Linked DNA regions of Homo sapiens: region 1 is linked to region 2. A link is a contact called in ENCODE Hi-C data. All regions are on one chromosome and are shown on one strand. The core of a region is the stretch at or near the end of the contact, and the rest is flanking DNA. Distances in the headings are between cores, read along the strand shown. Region 1 overlaps RPS6KA5 (ribosomal protein S6 kinase A5). Region 2 holds the start of LINC02321 (long intergenic non-protein coding RNA 2321).

The links. Hi-C counts contacts between places; a loop is a spot of excess contacts on that map. Pooled maps may share reads with other maps.
Region 1: a loop to region 2 is called in a pooled map, with 4 times the contacts of the local background. The contact joins the enhancer-like site here to the promoter of LINC02321 in region 2. A Hi-C loop is called at or near these places in 6 of 50 pooled maps.

Annotation. Positions count from the first base shown.
Region 1 is chr14:90,968,299-90,971,733 of GRCh38, reverse strand. All of the region lies in intron 3 of RPS6KA5 (ribosomal protein S6 kinase A5), which reads left to right. Among named protein-coding and RNA genes, the nearest start is that of RPS6KA5, 91 kb to the left of the region's middle. Within about 2 kb of position 1,478, at least 2 of the 41 ENCODE cell types and tissues checked have a DNase peak (open chromatin) inside an H3K27ac peak, as active enhancers do.
Region 2 is chr14:90,826,432-90,830,159 of GRCh38, reverse strand. It overlaps LINC02321 (long intergenic non-protein coding RNA 2321), which reads left to right and starts at 1,986. Exons shown (of 4, transcript NR_184259.1): 1 at 1,986-2,171. RefSeq lists a silencer at 1,696-1,955.

The DNA.
Region 1 (3,435 bases), core at 229-2,728, 140 kb before region 2:
TGTGCCTACTAGTATTTATGGCTCACTGTAGACTTCTTGATGGGGCTTGTTCCATTGGGATTAAATTCGCCTTGTTTGCACAGGCTTCTCCAAATGATAAGATTATTACAATGTTAGTATTATCTTGCCATTTGCTTACCTGTGACATTTTGCTTTTAGTAACCAGATACGGAATAGACTAGCATTTCTACTTGAACTGAGTATGTGTGATTGTTTCCTACAATATGCTGTATTTACTGGTAGTTGCCTTCTCTTTATTTATATTGTATCTGTCATCTTGTAAATCAGGCATCAGGACTTTGACCAGTGAAGGGCTAGATGGTAAATATTTTAGGCTTTGCAAGCCTTAAGGTCTCTTTGACCATAGGCAGTAGTGAATAAATAGGCATGGTAGGGTTCCAATAATTTTTTTTTCTTTTTGAGATGGAGTTCACTGTCGCCTAGGCTGGAGTGCAGTGGCGTGATCTCGGCTCATTGCAACCTCTCCCTTCCAGGTTCAAGCGATTCTCCTGCCTCAGCCTCCCGAGTAGCTGGGTTTACAGGCATGTGCCACCTCACCTGGCTAATTTCTGTATTTTTAGTAGGGACAGGGTTTCACCATGCTGGCCAGGCTGGTCTTGAACTCCTGGCATCGGTAATCTGCTCGCCCTGGCCTCCCAAAGTGCTGGGATTCCAGGCATGAGCCACCGTGCCTGGCCCAAGTTCCAATAAAATTTTATTTACAAAAATGGTGGTGGACCAGATTTGGCCTCTGGTCTGTAATTTGTTGACCCCTGCTTTAAAGTTATCTATTGTTAAGTCACATTTCTGGTTTTTTTTTTTAATTCAACAACATTAATATCTTTTAAGCCTCTGATTTATAGCTAATGATATTGGATTTGGTGGATTTTTCCCTTTATATTTCTTTTACTTTTCCCAAATCTTGTAACGTGGAGATCATGTCTCCTTTTATAACTTTTTCTGTACCTGTGCATGGTTACAACAAGAGATATAAAAATATTTTTATCTGTTCTCTCTCTCTTAAAACTCATATTTATTTCAACTAACACTGAGAGGGAATTCTATGTGGAAAATAATCTGTAAAAATAATTTTTCTTTTGATGTTTTCTGGTTTCTGTTAGTGGTGATTTTGTTGAAACACCAGCTGATCTATGACTGTAATAAATTGTTACATTAATCAGAATTCACAAGATGTTAAATAAGCAAATCACCAAAGTGTTTGTAAAGGTAATGCCAAGGATCATTCCCAATAATGAATGCCATCCCAGCCTTGTAGACAGTTTTGTGATCATGAGTCATTCTTTCAATGGAGTTAAGAGGTATTTAAAAATTAAAGTTTCACTTTTGAGTATTGGTTTCATCTCAATAATTGTAAGGGTGAGCAATAATTGTAATTGCTGAGATGGTAACAGAATGGTTCATGATATATTACAGTCACTAGTATGACGAAACAGACAGTAACTGAAAACACTTCCTTGCTTTGAAGTAAATATGACTAATTCACAAGATTGATAAGATGTTCTTAGTCAGAACTTTGTAATGATTTTGATAAGCTGAAATGCATTTATAGAGTGTACTATTAGAATGTTGAGCTAAAACCAAACAAAAATAAACTGAGATGGTTTTGGCATGACATTAAAAAGAAATGACTTTCAGGTTTGTGTGGCATGTCACGTTAAGACTATATTTTAGATAGAAGATAAGAAAAGGGAGCTATCAAGAGAGATTTGGGTGGTCCAGAGGAGAAAGAGTAGGTAGAAATGAGAACAGGAGGTATGGGAGTTCATGGAAGTGAAGCATATCAGAAGGAAGAGGAAAATTTGTAGGAAAAAAAATAAAAAGAAGACCAAGTAACAGTGCAGAGAGAGAGAGAAAAAAAGAGAGAAGTGGTCTGAATCATAGGGGGCATGTGGGAATTAATAACAGCTCTTTGGAAGGTGCCACCATTTAAGAAGAAATATGAGAGAGAGAAATTCTAAGTAGGAGAATTTGAAATAGAAAGCTTAGATGTCTAGAGGTCAGCCAGAGTATTACTGGAAATAAGTAGGTGTTTGGGTGTTTGGAGAGTGAAAGCAGAACAGAATCTTTCCTTGAAAGCAGGAGATGTAGGATTTCTGTTAACTCTACGACTTCCCCTCCTACAAGCTGACTTCCATGCAATTGCACGAGCAAGACATAGCCTTAAAATAAGCTTGCTAGCCCTTTCTGTGGTTATCCTTTTGCATCTTAAATGGAAAATGGGCTATTTAGGCTGTAGTTTTTAGTAATACTTTAAAGCTTATGTAACCCAATGTCTCTGTGAATTTCACTTTCTCCATCTGCTAATAAAAGTGTATGAACTGCAGAACAATGGAGAGATTTCTGAGTTCAACGTTAAGTCAAATCAGATGTGCAAAGACGAGCAGCCTGAAACTGTGCAACAGTATGTACTTAGAAAGTCAGAATTTTGATGGAGAGCACGTGCTGTTTTACCCTAACGTTAATTCCATAAGGTATTAATTGTCAGAATGATATGAGTTGCTTAAGAATCTTGGAAATTTTGTAGAGATCTTCAGTTCAAATTCTCAGAATTAATTTACTGTTTTAAGAAACAAATTTACTGGTTTAAAGGCTATTTTTCTCTCCTCCATTCTCTACCTGCCTTTCCATATACATACAAACACACATACACACACACGGCTTGCTATTCTGAATCCAAGAAGGAAATATTATTTCATAATAACAAAGTGAAATCTACTTGCTACTGTTAAATATCTGCATAAATTATGTGTCATTGAAATGAAATATAAATTGTTTTCCTAATATGAAAGATGTGTGACCTAAATTAAAGGGCTATTATTCTGCTAAAATAAAAAGATTGTTTTGGTTATTAACTGTGTGATCTTGAACAAGACACTTAAGTTATAAGCATGATCTACAAGTTGCTAATATATCAGTTGTCTTTTTCTGCATAACTAACCCAAAATTCAGTGGGTTAACATAACCATTTTTGAGGGGCTCAATTTGGGCTGATCCATAGAGGCAGTTTTTGTGCTATTTTGCTGCCTTTGAAACACTCTTTTCCTTTTTGCCCTTTGCAAAGGGCATAAAGTTAAGTAATATGAGGACTGAAAAGTATTCATTGACTCTAGTAACAAGAGGTTATTTTTAGCTTTAAGTTATGGTGTTATCATGGAGGTAGAAGTTGTACTGTAGTATGTTAAGGAATGAATAGAGGCTGTGGTAGACTGAATAATGTCCTCCCAGAGATGCCCACATTCTAATCCCCCAGGACCTGTCAGTATGTTGAGCTACATGGTAAAGAAGAATTAAGATTACAGATGAAATTAAGACCACTAATCAGCTGACTCTAAAATTGAGAGATTATTCTGAATTATCTGGTGTGGGGCCAATGTAACCACAAGGGTCCTTACACAATAGGAAGAGGGAGGGAGG
Region 2 (3,728 bases), core at 737-3,236:
CCCCACCCTTAGCCTGGTGCCATTTTTTCTACCTGGGCGCCCATCCTTTCTTGCCTAGCCAGTGCCTGTCCCTCCTACAGGAAGCCTCCTCCAGCAGTCCAGTTCTCTGCTAGAAACCACAGAAACCAGCTCTGGCTGATTTAGGTAGAAGTGGAATTCATCACATCAGGTGCACACATTCTGGGAGGAAGGGACCCAGGCTGGGAGGCTGGACATCCTCCGCAGGACTGGTCTGGCAGGGAGGAAAAGTGCTGCCACCACTGCTGGGCACAGATACCCAAGTGCACCCCAGCCCCACTCACATGGCCTGCCAGAGCAGTTGCCACCTGGGATGCCTCCGAATCAGGCTGAGGCTGCCCACGCTCCTGCACCTGCTTTCTGAGTGGCGTCTGCCTGGCAGGGTTGAGGTCCCCCACCCCTCACTGTAGAAACAAGGGGGTCTGGCACAGTGAGTGCCTGGCATTTTCAGTGTCTCTGGTGGGGGATTCCTCAAATACAGGAAAGGAGATAAAGATCCCAGATGACAGATGGCATCCTCCCACGAGTGAGGCCATCTAACTCTGCTCTTTCCTCTTTCTTTCTTTCTTTCTTTCTTTCTTTCTTTCTTTTTCTTTCTTTCTTTCTTTCTTTCTTTCTTTCTTTTTCTTTCTTTCTTTCTCTTTGTCTCTCTCTCTCTCGCTCTCTTTCTTTCTTTCTAAATAAAAATAGAGACAGGGTTTTGCCATGTTGCCCAGGCTAGTCTTGAACTCCTGAGCTCAAGTGATCTGCCCACCTCGGCCTCCCAGAGTGCTGGGATTACAGGTGTGAGCCACCGCGCCCGGCCTGCCCGCACTCTCTCTGCTGCCTGCCTTCCCTGGCCCACACAATCTCTGAGTCTGATAACAGGCATTCAGGCTGTATCAGTCATTCAACGCATATTTGAGGGCCCAGGCCAAGTGCCAGGGTCTCATCCTTAGAAGAGTGTCCTGTACACATCACTTAAAACTCCGCTTCTCTCTGGGCAAAGGGTCAGCGCCCTTAGACTGCAACAAAACAGAGGCATTATGCAAGTTCCTAGATACCTCTTAAAAAGGAAGGCCTGGTGGGCTGAGGACCAGCGTAATAGCTGCCAGGCTCCTTCAGCATCAGGGACATTCCAACCGTCCCTCACACTGTAGTTCATTCGAAAATAACTTCCTAGAATAGACAGTGCTGTCAGCATCTTTCTGCTGACCATAGACTACTCTGGGCGGTATTTTGAAAATGAAACTGATGTATCAAAAGCTTGCAACAGGAAGCAGCAAGGTTGACTTGACTGCCTTTCCTTGTGGGGAGCCCTGGGCTGTGGGGAGCCCTGGGCTGTGACCCAGGGTCATGAGAGTGGGTCCCCTGGGCAGGCAGCAGGGACCAAAAGCTTAGTTCTCTGTTCCCCCACTGTCCCACTGAATGGCCACATAACCCTGGGCAAGTCGCCTGGGTCTGTTTCCACGTCTGTGGAACAAAGCTGGTGTTCGGTGCTCCCAACACAGCGGGTTAGAGGACCACAGTGGGCAAATAAAAGGCTACCAAGGGACATTCTCTCAGCGTTGCTAAATGGTTAGAGTTAATAGTGCGTTTGGCCTGGATTGAAACAAAACTAAACAACCCTCCACTTTTACTAAAGAAAATGAGGGCTCACCCAAAATAAGTAAACCCAGTCTCTGGAGTGAGTAAAAGCCCTTTTTTCTGGGTATTTTCACTGCTCTCTTAAGAAGGGCCTGACCCATCGCGCTCAGGGGAAATAAGCGCTGGGAGGAAATAAGGAAAATCGAACCGCGGTTTTAGGTCCGGGCTCTGGCAGGCACCGCCTCCGCCCCGCCTCGCCCCGCCTCGCTCCGCCCTGCGGCCCCCGCCGCGGCCCCGCGAAGGATCCGCCAATGAAGCGCCCAGGAACTGCATGACCTCATCAGGAGGCTCCCTCATTGGCTGCCGCCGCCGCGCCTGGTCGCCTCGTTCCGTTCGATTCCAGAAAGCCGCGCCGGCCCCAGTCCCCATGGGCTGAAGGCAGGTTGAGTTCTTCCCCAGGTCTGCGAGCCTCGAAGGCTTCTTTCAGACAGCAGACCCCTTAGAAGCGCAAGGCTGCTTTCTGACAAAGAATCAAGTGTTCCTTTCAACCAGCCAAGGGACTGGTTTTCTCGCTGACCCTTTGACAGGTATGTTCCCGGGATTTTGCTGGGACCTTCATCTTCCCCTCCCTACGTCCGTGACACATCTGGCTTCCCACTCGTTTCAGTCGTGTATTCCGTGGAGTTTTCTCTTGCTTCGCAGTAGATGGACTTCTGAAGCCCCACCTTACTGTTAAATGCCAGTGATCATCTCCCCCCACAGCTAACTCGGGAATTAGTCCACTGACACCCCCAGAGAGGGGACACGCCTTTCACAAGGTCACACGGCAGGTCAGTTACAGAGATGAAAATCAAATCCAGGTTTCCTAACTTCAAGAGTTTTTTCAGATGCCTTATTATTATTATTCGTTTTATTTTTATTTTTCATTTTTTATTTTTTTGAGATGGAGTCTCACTCTGTCACCCAGGGTGGAGTGCAGTGGAGTGATCTTGGTTCACTGCAATCTCTGCTTCCCGGGTTTAAGCGATTCTTCTGCCTCAGCCTCCCGAGTAGCTGGGATTACAAGTGCCCACCACCACACCCGGCTAATTTTTGTATTTTTAATAGAGACGGGTTTCATCATGTTGGCCAGGCTGGTCTCGAACTCCTGACCTCAGGTGATCCACCCGCCTCGGCCTCCCAAAGTGCTTGGGACTACAGCTGTGAGCCATCTCACCTGGTAATTATTATTATTTTTTTTTTAATTTGCTTCCTGAGAGCTCAGAAAGGAACCTCAGCTGTATGGGAGCACCCATATACCAATCCCATTCCAGCCACTCTCACTTTGACAGGACAGAATCAACGACCAGAGCCCAGGACCTCCTTGACTAGCACTCTCCTCTTACAAATAAGGAAACTGAAGGGTACCTGATCATGAACAAGCTGATGGGCAGCACTTGACCCAGACCTTTTACTTCTTACCCCTCCACCCCAGTTTGGACTCCCAAATGTGGGGAGGAATGGAATGCCCTACCAGTCCCCAGGGAATGGTTCATGCAGTCAGCATGGTTTTAGTACCTTTAGCATTTGATTTGGGAGAAAGATAATAACCAGAAGTGTCTGTATGCCTCACCAGCTGTCCAGCAGATCCCATAAACCTTCACCCCCAACCCTTCTGACCACCAAGTGCTTTGCTGCAGGAAAGGAGACCAGATTGTTGGGTTTTTCTCATCTGATGGTCGGGGGTGATCTGGGACTGCATATGTCTGAATACTGGGACCCTATTTTGAGTGCAAGAGTTTTGAAAACCCAGGACCACTTTGTTAGATGGTGAGGGTTGGTGAGCAGACTGGACCTGAGATCCTTTTTCAAGGCTTGGCTTGGGGGCAACATTCTCCAGGAAGACTTACTGGAGCACCCACCACAGTTAATTCCTGGCGTTCCTCTGGGTCCGGCTGCAGAGCTGTTGCTCACTTCTTTCCCCCACTAGACTGTGAGTTCCTTGAGGGATGGGACCATACCCTACACAATATTGTATCACTAAGGCCTAACACTGTGTCCGGCACATAGTAGGTACTCAATAAACGTTTGTTGAATTGAACTGTGGAAACCTTGCACCCTATTGGCCTTGTGCAGGGGAAGATCACTCACAATTCCTCACTGAA